2 separate regions of the Homo sapiens genome follow, and region 2 is linked to region 1. The links are chromatin contacts, found by Hi-C or POLR2A ChIA-PET in ENCODE. All regions are on one chromosome and are shown on one strand. Each heading gives the region's core, a stretch centred on a gene start or an enhancer-like site at or near the end of the contact. The rest is flanking DNA. Distances are from core to core; before and after follow the strand shown.

Region 1 (6,098 bases), core at 1,506-4,005:
ACAGGAGGGCAGGTGGGAACCTGAGTGGGCTCGCCGTGGAGTAATATTTTCAGTGAACACAGAAGCCAGGTTGTCTCCTGAGTGGTGAAGGGCAGACAGGAGAGGAGGCTGGGGTGCACGTCCCACTGTGGGTATCAAGTGCGGGCGTGGCCCTGAAACCCAGCACCTCCTGACGTTTCTGCCCTAGGTGGCTTACTCTCTCACCCTAGTCCACACCCTGACTGGAGACAGCCAGCTGCTGGCCAGTATCCCAGAGGGCCCTGCTCTAGCCAGAGGCCGTGGTTTCGTAGAGGCACAATCTGCATGGATGTGGGGTTTTCTGTGACAGCCCTCAGTAGCCAGGGTTTAGGAGGAGAAGTTCCTAAAGCTGAATTCAAAGGCCCCAAGCAGTTCCATCTCTTTCTGTGAAGGCTTCATCATTCTCCCGGGCTCCCAGACTCAGAACCTCATACTCCACTCCCCTAATCCCTCCCAGTCACAAAACCATGCCTCTTCCCGCATGAGAAGATTCATTATTCCTTGAGCACCTACTAAGTGCTGGGTGTGTTACAAGTTAAAATCCTCAAACAAGAGTCCTGTGAAGTGTTTTTAGCCTCTATCTATAGATGACAAAACAGGTTGAAAGAGATGAAGTAATTTGCTCAAGGGCACACAGGTAGCAAGTGGCAGAGCTAAGATTTGAAACCTTCCACTTCCCTCTCGTCTTTTCTACATACACTACCACCACCCTAGTCCAAGTCCTCAACATTTCATTCCTAACTCTTGACATGATAAATGTCTCCTAAGTTACCTCCCAGCACTGCCCATTTACAGTTCACAAATCGAGACGGATCTTCTTACAGCATTGCATTTACTAATCCCGGCTCCATGCTTTGGCTTTGGAGGCTCCTCAATACAGGAACATTCCAAGCTCCACAGCCATCCCTTGGGATCCTTCATAAATGGTGCACATCTCCTTCTTCAATCTTGTTTCCCATGCGTACCTCTGCTCACCCCATCTGTAATCCCCTGCCCAGTCCATGCACCCCGTCAAGGTCCTAACACCCAGCACATTCCTCCCCTGCAGCTCTGCCCTCTGGCCACCCAGCTCCAGCCCTCTCCTGCAGTCTGCTGGGTGGCACCAACCCAGCTTACCAAGCTCTCCTGGCTCTTCTGAGCTCACTGCATCTAGCTTCTCTGGGCAAGAGCTCCCTGTGCCCATGTGGACTGCCAGCTTCTTGAGGGCAATGAATCGTGTATTGACAATGCTTGCAACTGCCCGCTGCTCAACACAGTGTCTCAGTTATTTGATCCACAGAACAATTCTGATGCTCAGGTGATATGATTCCAGAAGTTTTTCAGAAAATGTAGGAGAACCAAGATGGCCAAGTGAAGAGACACAGGGCCTTCTTGAAGCTGGGAGGCATACCTATTCTTCCTGTGCAGGAGGCACCAGAGTCCGGCACCTCCTAACATCCACTCTAACGGGGAGGAGGATGGCTGGGTTTGGCTCCTCCCTCCTCTTCCTGCACCTGCATATTCAAGGTCTTGGTGTCCTTCCTTTACCACCCTTTCACATGCTTTTGTAGACATAGATAGATATACTCTCTTCTTCCTTCTTCAAGGGAGAGCTTGAAATGTGAGAAATCCAGCTGTGTGGAGAAGCTCATGGTGACTGGCAGAACAGTCAGGACTGGGCAACCAGAAGCAGGAAAAAGAATATTCTATTTTGGGAAATGAGGAGCTGGACTGATCCACTTCGATCACCAGCTATGGACCACCATCTAACAATTCTGGGATTCCCAGAGCCACAAGAGGGAGATGCCTGGGAAAGGTGAAAATCAGCAAAACACTCAAGGGCCATCTGATCACCCCAGGCAGACAGGCAGATCTGGGTAACATGGGGCTGAGAGAAAACCACAGGTTTCAAGGGGATGCTGTCACCAAGATGCCCCATAAGAAATCAGGATCTGCCCAAACCAGGGGCAACCAAAGGGGCATTGTACTCCTCAGGACTTAGCTGAAGTCACAGGAGCACTGGAGTCAGGCCTGCGATCAAATCCTGACCTCGTCAGCCAGGTCAGCCTTCACCTCTTGGAGGCTGGCTCTGCATGAGTGACTGTGAGGCCTAAATAAAATTAAGTGTATAGAAGTATAATATCTAGCACAGGCCTGGCCTTACATAAGGGGCACACTCAGTGTTGCTCCCCTCCCCCTTTCCAGCCTTCAGACCTCACAGCTCTCTCCACTCTTACTAACAGAAACAAGCACAGAGGCCACAGAGCATTTCCCAGCAAGAAGGTTTGCAAAGAAGGATGGCAGAAGTCCGCAAAGAAACAAACAGGCCACCCCACTGCTGGTAAGAGAGAAGCACCGGACCTCGGTGAATGCCCGGGTTTCAAAACACACAAAGCTCCGAGCCTCTGATTGTACCTAAACAGGAAGTTTGTGACAAACTTAGAAAACACGCATGCACAATGGCAAGAGGCTGCACGCCACTGAGAAAAGATGAAATCCGGCCCTGCTGGGGGCTCTGTGTGGAGGAGAGGCGTGCAGAGCCAACACTCCCACCGCACCAAGATCTTCCTGGCTGTAGGGAGGCACCCTTACCCTGGGCTTCTCCTCACCCCAAGCATGGGAGGGATTTGGGCCAAAATGTGTGGAGCTGCTCTGGTTTCCAAAGCCAGGCTCTGCTCACCCCCTCCTGCTCTCTCTCCCACCCCTACCCACTCAGGCATCTAGGACATCAGGTACTCCCAACAGCTGGCAGGGGCCTGGTGACTGAGGTGTATAGCAGGGGACCATTTTTCAGCTGGGAGATCTTAGCACAGAAAGGGGAAGTGACACACAGAGGTCCCGCAGAGCTCCCATCCCCGATCTGATCTCCATCTGGCTGCCCGGCCAGCGTCTGTATCATCGGGCCCTTTAGCATTCCACAATGGGGTCCTCAGCTGCCATCTCCTTCCACTTTGACACCCTGCCTGGCCCTAACATTTTTACTTGCATTGCTCACACCAGTATGGGGCTCGATAACTTCAGTTCACTTATCTGAAAGTGCAGGCAAATGTGGACACAATCTGTGTCTCATCTCAAGTAGAGGACAAACTTGGGAGATTGTTCACAATCTCCCAAGTGCCCGTGGAATGGGCCCTGCATCCAGGCAGTATACTTGGTGGCTGTGCTCCAGTAAATACTCGGTAGATTAATACACAACATCAATACCTTCCTATTGTACCTCCCCAACCAGGTTATGTCCCACTTGTCTCTGAGTCACCCTCAGCAAGGACAGGTCCCTCTACCCCTCCTGAGTGGAGGGCCCAGCTGTAAACTCAGTCTCCTGATGGTTGGCTCCTCGGCGCCCCCACACAGCACCTCCCGCAGTGGTTTCCTCGCCCCCCCAAGTTAGGTTCCTTTTTAAAAAAATGACTCATTTAGGAAGAGACAAAACCAAGAACTTCAATGGTAAAGATAAAACAGCAAGCACCAAGACTCTAAACACCTCCCACTCCATGTAGAATTTAGATCCGATAAAGCTTCCCCAAACTGGACCTCCTAATTTGGAACTTACGGTATACACAATTCTTCTAGCAAAGACACTTCCAGTAATGTCTCAATGTTTCAGCGTCTTCTTTACAAATAGAGATGGCCCCAGGACTCCAGGCAGTAGTTTTTTCAAAATGAGGGAATGAGAAATTAAAGATTAAAGTCCACGCTTTGGACTTCTGGGTCAAAAAAGTAATTATTTGATGTTTTACTACATTTATGATTCTAATTTATTGATTGCAGGACATAGGCATTATATCACAGGCCTAATGAGAATTATGGGGAGTTTTTTAGTTAAAAAATGACTTCTTGGTATGTAAGAAGTTTATGACATTTGTGCACAGTATCTGAAAGGAATGAAATTATATGATACAATACAGAGAATAGTAACATTTTAGGGCTAAAATGAGCAATTAAGATGACCCGAATCCAGGGGTTCCCAATGTTAGCTGCATTTCTGAAAAAAATTCCCAGGCTCCCCAAGATTCTGACACATTCAGTCTGGAGTGGGGCTCTGACATCAACTGTTTCCTTTTATAAGTTTCCCAGTGATTTTAATGTGCCTACAGGGTTGAGAACTGCTTATCTGCAGATAAGAAGGCTGGGATCTAAAAAAAACTGAGGAGGCCAGGCACGGTGGCTCACATCTATGATCCTAGCACTTTGGGAGGCCAAGGCGGGTGGATCACTTGAGGTCAAGAGCTCCAGACCAGCCTGGCCAACATGGTGAAACCCCGTCTCTACTAAAAATACAAAAGTTAGCCAGCATGGTGGCAGGTGCCACCCAGCTACTCAGGAAGCTGAGGCATGAGAATCGCTTGAACCTGGGAGGCAGAGGTTGCAATGAGCCAAGATCAAGCCACTGCACTCCAACCTGGGCAACAGAGCGAGACTCCAACTCAAAAAATATGAACAAACAAACAAACAAACTGAGGAGTCCAAAACTGCATAGTCAGTCAGACCCAAAACCAGAACTGAATCTAAAATCTGCACCCCCACCCAGTCCGGTTCTACACGTTTGCTCAGGTTTTTGGTATTCACAGATTTGCTAAAACTTTTTTTTTAAACAAACAAACAAAAGAGGGGACTAACTAGGGCTGCCAACTTTTGTTTTGTCAAGCAAAGGTATTTTACAAATATCTACCAGTTATCATACTATTACCACTTCCTGATGTGTCTCTTGTCTATTTGCATACCTGCTGCCCTCTCTGGCCCAGTCTCCACCCAGGAGGTAAAATTTCACAATATCTGGCCCCGCCCACTGTTGCATTCACCTTCACTCACCCTGCTCCTTATGACAAATCCAATCAAAACCCAGGCCTAAAAACTTCTCCGTCTCCTCCTTCTCTAACTCCAGTTTCTGAAAGTCTCTTCTGTAACCACAAACTACTTCCCAGTCCCTCTAAACCTACCCTTCACCTTCCTCCTGACCTCCACATGAAAACATCTGTACAAGCCATACTAACAGTTTTGCTATTCCACACACATTATCCCTTCTAAATGTCTCCCCTACCAACGATATACCAGCAACTATTCAAAGAGGCTGCCTCTGAGGAGCAGAATTAGGGGGTAAAGGATGGATGCAGGGGAAGGGGGGGTCTCTTTATACCCTACCATTCGAATTTGGGAAAGCATATATTCTTTTCAATGGACACAAATCACACATACACACATACACACAGCAGGTTACAAAATGCATCTCTGATTTGCTTCTGTATTTATAAAAACACAAAAAATTGTCTGGGAAGTATGCATGTCCAGGTTCTAAATGTAAACGATATCTGAGTGGTGGGATTATGGGTGACATTATTTTCACTTCCCTTTCCTCTTTGTTATCTTTGTTATGTTTTGTTTACATAACAAAGAAAAAATAATAGTTTAAAACCTGAACCAGAGCTGGGCATGGTGACACATGCCTATAGTCTCAGCTACTTGGGAGGCTAAGGCAAGGGAATCACTTGAGTGCCTGGGCAACATAGCAAGATCCCATCTCTTTAAACAAAAACCATGAACCAAGGCATTATCTGATGTCCGAAACCTACATAGTTTAAAAAGCAAAGGTACCAGAGCAGGTCACAGACTGGCATAGAGAATTATCTCTTTTCTGTAAAATGAAGGGTCTTCCCCAGCCAGGCCCTCCTGGCTTCTGTGCGTGGCCTGGGTCCTGAGTCTACCACTGGCATTGACCCCAAGTCAACCCTTGGCCCTGCCAGCCCCCAAGAACAGATGCAGAAGAAATGTCCTCACATAGGTATAAAGCCCCTTCCAGAGCCTCTCTGGCCTTCTGAGGTCACCCCCTATCAGCTCTCCCTGGCCCCTGAGGAGGATCCACTATCCTCTCCTGAGTGTCTCCTCTGAGCCCTGGTTTTCGCTGTTTTCCTCTATGTTTTTCCCAGGCTATGCTCCCCAAGGCTTTCTGAGTCTCTGCAAAGGGGAGCAGCCACATACAATCCAAGTAACCCTCAGGCCCACAACCTGTAAATCAGGAGCCCAGAAACTCTTTAGATGGAGTGCAAACGGTGGGATTCTCCACAGTCCCCACGGCTCCCTAATGTTTTACAAGGCAGTGAAGAGGG
Region 2 (6,098 bases), core at 1,894-4,393, 340 kb before region 1:
TGGAAAATAAAACAAACAATCGTTGTATTACCACTTCCTCTGGGGCTGGGTCATGGTTTTTAACGGTGTGCAGCGGGCACATCCAGTGTGGTACAGGCACATCCACAAAGAGAAACAAAGAGCTATTTATTTACTTCCTTTGAGGGGTAAATAAAGATCAGGTCAAAACAGGCTCCCCCCAACCGCCAGGGGGTCTTCCCCAGGTGTTGATGCAGCACTTGGCCTGGAGCAGTCACAGGTGGCCTCTGCTTGTGTGTCATCCCGCCTTCCTTTACACATGCGTGGGTCTGGCTCGCAAGGGAGGCCCCATGTGCAGTGGGGAAGTAGCGTAAGGGGAAAGGTGGCAGGGCAGGGCTTCCTCACCCCTCCGCCAGTGCAGCCAGGGCAGCAACATTTATACCACCAGGAGAGAGATGGGAGAGTCAACAAGTGGGATGGCGCTGGCCTAAGAGCTGGCTCGGGGTGCTGGAGGCCCCATGCTGGGCCAGGCAGTAGATATGCAGATGGCTGCATCTTGTGGGGATAGGACTAAGAGGGGGACCATGTACGGGTACAGCCAATCCCCATTATTCATGGAGTCTGTATTTGTGAATTTGCCTCCTTGCTAAAATTTGTGACCCCGAAATCAATACTTGAGGTGCTTTGTCATCTTTCACAGACATGCGCAAAGCCATGAAAAATTTGAGTCACCCAACATGCATGTTCCTGGCTGAGGTGGGACAGGGCAGTGCTCTGCCTGTTTCAGCTCTCGTAATGTAAACAAGTGTCCTTGTCACAGTCTACTTAGTGCCACCTTTTCTGCATTGCTGGGTTTTTTGTTGATTTCGCTGTTTGAAATGGCCCCCGAGCCTAGGGCTGACGTGCTGGCGAATGTTTCTAAGTACAAGATGACTGTATGCGCCTTACAGAGAAAATACATTAGATCAGGTTTGTTTGGGCATGAAGTATCGTGCTGTGGGGCATGAGTTCAATGTTAATGAGTTAACTATATATTCAATAAGGTGTCTTCAAACAGAAACACACAGAAAACAAAGTTATGTATTGATTAGTTGATGAAAGTCTTGTGACCAGTGGCTCACAGAAACCTAACCCTGTATTTCCCCTAGGAGCAATGGGCCAGTGTTCACCAGTTTGGTGTTCGTGGTGACTGTACAGAATATAACTGGTGAGAATAGCGAGAACTGGTAGTATTTAAATATTATAATAACTAGGGTAGCCGTATCCTTTGGGTACCTGTGAATGCCAGTCTGTATCTACTCATCCATCCGCCATCTATCATCTATTAAACACTAAGTACAAAATCCAACACTAAAAGCAAAAAATACAGGATGCAAGCAGGGTCCTGACCCTGTCACTGACCATCTTAACTGTACAATGGGGGAATCTGTACGTTAAGACTGACTCTGAAGGTTTTATTATTTTATTTGGCTTAGATATCCCTAGGTTGATATACTAGCATTGGGGCCTAAAAGTTTTGCCAGTGTTTACATCAGGCAAACACCTGTGTCACAATAACAGCCTAATACATACACTTATTAGGGCCAGGCACTGTTCTGAGTGCTGTACGTGCATAAAGCCTCCTAACAACTCATGTAATCCTCCTAATAGCCCTGTAAGGTGGATACTATTATTATCTCCAACTTACAGATAAGGGCACTGAGGCACAGAGAGGTTAAGAATGCACCCCATGGCTGGGTGCGGTGGCTCACACCTGTAATCCCAGCACTTTGGGAGGCCGAGGCAGGTGGATCACGAGGTCAGGAGATGGAGACCATCCTGGCTAACATGGTGAAATCCCGTCCCTACTAAATATACAAAAAATTAGCCAGGCATGTTGGCGGGCACCTGTAGTCTCAGCTACTTGGGAGGCTAAGGCAGGAGAATGGCATGAACCCAGGAGGCGGAGCTTGTAGTGAGCGGAGATCACGCCACTGCATTGCAGCCTGGGTGACAGAGCAAGACTCAGTCTCAAAAAAAAAAAATAATAATAATTCACCCTGATAACACAGCTGGTGTGTGGAAGAGGCAGAGGGGTTTATGCGCCTCCAGTGACATGGAAGGAGAACCTGCATCTTGTGAGGATCTCAGTCCACCCTCAGTGATGAGGAGGGTCCCTCTCCTTAGCCATGCCACTGGCACTGTTCAGTAGCAGGAAAGCATGAAGTGACATTGCGAGGCTGGGGCCACTCAGAAGTCCAGGCAAGCAGGGCAGGCATGGTGGCTCACGCTTGTAATTCCACCATTTTGGGAGGCTGAGACAGGTGAATCACCTGAGGGTAGGAGTTTGACACCAGCCTGGCCAACATGGTGAAACCCTGTCTCTACTAAAAATACAAAATTAAGGGGCCGGGCGCAGTGGCTCATGCCTGTAATCCCAGCACTTTGGGAGGCTGAGGAGGGCAGATCACCTGAGGTCAGGAGTTCGAGACCAGCCTGACTAATAGAGAGAAACCCCGTCTCTCCTAAAAATACAAAATTAGCCCAGTGTGGTGGTGCACACCTGTAATCCTAGCTACGTGGGAGGCTGAGGCAGGAGAATCGCTCGAACCCAGGAGGTGGAGGTTGCAGTGAGACGAGATCATGCCACTGCACTCCAGCTTGGGTGACAAAGTGAGACTCCATCTCAAAAAATAAAGTCAAATAAAATAAAATAAAAAAGAAATCCAGGGAGGAAAGCAGGGCCTGCATGAGGCCATGCCTTGGGGAATAAAGTGAGAGTGACCCATGCACGCAGGCAGACAGAAGGTCTGGGATCTAACTGTGAGAGGAAACAGGGAGCCTGACAGCTCTCCGAGCAGGCCAGGGCAGGGGGACCTCTCTTCCAGCAAGGCCAAGAGGGGCCCAGGAAGCCAAGCCCCAGGGAGAAGTCTGAGAGACCAAGGCCTCACAGAGGAAGTGTCTCCACAGAGATTTCCAATTGCCACGCCACCTTCTTTCCTGGAGCAAAGAGGTGCAGTTGGTGAACTAGGGCCACGGGTAATGGGAAGAATGGGAAGGAGAGATCCCATCCAACCTGGAACACTGGAGGGACAGCTAGAGTTGGAGGAGGGGTGAGTGAAGACATCTCCCCTCAGCTCACAGAAGAAGTCACACACCTCACCAAACTGAGAAAAATCAGATTCCACGCCTGGTGTGAGAGGGAAGTGAAACCGCACCTCCAATGCTCCACTGCCCTCCCCTCCGGCACTCTGGCCCATCCTGCACCCCGGCCGCCCCACGATGGCGGGCTCAGAGGTGAGGGCCTATCAGATGCATTCATGGGCTCCCTTAGGGCCTTTTGGGCTCTGAGTCACAAGGGTGGCTCTCTCAGAGCTGTGATGGCCTGGTCTCTCCTCCCCAGGGAGGCAGAAAGGGAACCAGGGAAAACAAGGCTTATAAGCTACAGAGGTAAGGGACTGTGCCCATCTTGTTCTTTCCTTTTTCACACACACGGAACATGGTACCCGGTGTATCCATGGTAAGCACTTAATAAACAGACACTGAGCGGATGAGTGAATTAATGAGTGAGTGAATGAATGAGTCAGCACTGGACCCACAAGGCTGCCTGTCAGCCTCTAGCCACATGGAGATTCCCACCTCCAGAGAAGAGCTCTACTACGTATGTTCCCCAAACTCCCTGTCAGCTAAATGTGACCTGTGACCAACTGGTGATCAAAGGGATAAGCTATCTGTCAATTGTTAGGTCTCGTTTGAAAATAAACCTCTTTTTCCCCTATTTTTGACAAACCTTGACCTCCCTGCCTCGACCCTGCTCACATTACATTTGACCTTCTCAACGACCTCTCTAAGGGATGGAGACATGACCCTCCTCTACCTCATCAGAGAACAGCACAGACCCTCTCCCCCCGCCGCCCCCCTGCCAAGGGGAAAATATGGTGCTCCTCAATGAACCTCACCCTGATCCTACAGGGTGCTCCTGGAAGAAGGGCTCCATGATGACCTCCAAGGGGCCTCTGGTCAAGGCGAAGGAGAATCAGACCCTCCACCTTTGACCAGAGGGGAGGGAGTCCAGCGTGAGGGCATTAGCCAAGGGGGTTCTGGTCCCTCTGCTCTAGGCCCCTCACAAAAAGAAGTCCAGCTGGGAACATTTTTCTCCCAGCAGGTCCCCATAGGAAAGCCATCCTCACCCACATGACACAGGCTCCCCATACCCTTCTCATCTAGATCTCATGGCAAAGATTGCCAACTGTCCCCTAAAATCCACTTTCCCTTCTTGTACCTTTGGTACTAGAAGCTCCACTATGTATGTTCCCCAAACTCCCTGTCAGCTAAGTGTGGCATGTGATCAGCTGGTGACCAAAGGGATGTCATCTGGCAACTTTGAGGTCATGCTCTGAAAAGGAAGGGCAGTGCCTTTTCTTTCTCGTCACTTTCCTCCCTCCCCACTGGCTGGCTGACGGACCCAGCAGCCATGGTGGGATGCCATCTCCCACACGCAAGGGCACAGGAGGGGCTTGGGCCCTCAACACCACCAAGGGGTCAGATCACCCACCCGGATCTGTATGGGAGAAATTTCCATTTTGCTAAGCCACTCTTGTTGGAGTCTGTGTTACAGCAGCCTAACCTCCCCTAGTTCCTATCCCAGCCCATTCTTTGGTGCCAAGATGCTGATGGGTAAAGGCGTGAAAAAGGGGCCTTGTCCTCATCCATGTCTCCAGCCCTTCACCTCCATCAGGTCAGCTTCCCAAGTGTCTGAGTGCCTTCCAGGTGGTTAAGACACCACTAGGCCGGGCGCGGTGGCTCATGCCTGTAATCCCAGCACTTTGGGAGGCCGAGACGGGCAGATCACGAGGTCAGGGGATCGAGACCATCCTGGCTAACACGGTGAAACCCCATCTCTACTAAAAATACAAAAAAATTAGGCAGGCTTGGTGGCAGGCGCCTATAGTCCCAGCTACTCGGTAGGCTGAGGCAGGAGAATGGCGTGAACGCGGGAGGCAGAGCTTGCAGCGAGCCGAGATCGCGCCACTGCACTCCAGCCTGAGTGAGAGAGCGAGGCTCCATCTCAAAAAAAAAAAAAAAAAAGACACCCGACTCCACCCCCACCTAATGCCAAATGAGGTTGGAGGTGAATGTCTCTCTCACCATACCCAATTTATTCCTCCCTCGAACTGACCATTTCTCAATTGCGTATCTCCTTCCCTGCTCAGGAAACCACTGTACTCAGGCCAACCCAACCCATGGGGAAGGTGGTAAGGAGGGCAGAAAGTGTGTGGGCTTAACACCAGAGCCCAAATCTCCTCCTCACTGCTCACCAGCTGTGTAACCCTGGACAGATCTCTTAGCCTCTCTAAGCCTCAGTTTTTTTTGTTTGTTTGTTTGTTTGTTTTTGAGACAAGAGTTTTGCTCTTGTTGTCCAGGCTGGAGGGCAATGGCTCAATCTCAGCTCACGGCAACCTCCGCCTCCTGGGTTCAAGCAATTCTCCTGCCTCAGCCTCCCAAGTAGCTGGGATTACAGGCTCCTGCCACCACACCCGGCTAATTTTGTACTTTTAGTAGAGACGGGGTTTTTCCACGTTGGTCAGGCTGGTCTCAAACTCCCGACCTCAGGTGATCCGCCCACCTTGGCCTCCCAAAGTGCTGGGATTACAGGCGTGAGACACCACGCCCGGCCGCCCGTTATGAAATGGGGGTAAAAATTGCTTACAGGTTTGTGGAGAGAAGATTACAAACTTGTAAAGTCCCTAGCACTGTGCCTAGCATGTGGTAGGTGCTCACTAAATCGTGGCTGCTCTTACTATGATGCTAAGCATGGGAATACGGAGGACACAGCTGGAGAGGAGACCTGATGACCTCCCTGGTGGAGGGTGGCCAGGGAAGGAGTGGAAGAGAGAGCTGGGGAGAGGAAACTGTGGCCATAAAGAGGAAGAGAGAGGCAGAGCTGGAGGTGACATCAGGGGAGAGAGAGGAGTGGGTTCGGCGATGGCCATGCTGGGCGAGGTGTGGAGAGCACAGCTGTGCTATCTATCAGCTGCCTCCAGCTCAGACAATTCCTGTGCCCATCTCATTTTTGTCTGCCCATCGCCTCTGCCGGGTTGGACACCCTTACCACCACGGTCACCGTTGCCACACTGTCGGCTGCTATTTCTTGCCTCATC

Evidence for each region. Hi-C counts contacts between places; a loop is a spot of excess contacts on that map. ChIA-PET counts read pairs that join two places held with the same protein, here RNA polymerase II (POLR2A). Pooled maps may share reads with other maps.
Region 2: a loop to region 1 is called in a pooled map, with 3 times the contacts of the local background. The contact joins two enhancer-like sites. A Hi-C loop is called at or near these places in 1 of 50 pooled maps. POLR2A ChIA-PET finds 5 or more read pairs at or near these places in 2 of 52 experiments (activated CD4-positive, alpha-beta T cell and activated CD8-positive, alpha-beta memory T cell).

Annotation. Positions count from the first base shown.
Region 1 is chr6:42,365,021-42,371,118 of GRCh38, forward strand. All of the region lies in intron 2 of TRERF1 (transcriptional regulating factor 1), which reads right to left. Among named protein-coding and RNA genes, the nearest start is that of TRERF1, 84 kb to the right of the region's middle. RefSeq lists an enhancer at 2,956-3,045. Within about 2 kb of position 2,756, at least 16 of the 41 ENCODE cell types and tissues checked have a DNase peak (open chromatin) inside an H3K27ac peak, as active enhancers do.
Region 2 is chr6:42,022,433-42,028,530 of GRCh38, forward strand. It overlaps a transcript of CCND3 not described here. Among named protein-coding and RNA genes, the nearest start is that of TAF8, 25 kb to the right of the region's middle. RefSeq lists enhancers at 5,773-5,832, 6,073-6,098. Within about 2 kb of position 3,144, at least 8 of the 41 ENCODE cell types and tissues checked have a DNase peak (open chromatin) inside an H3K27ac peak, as active enhancers do.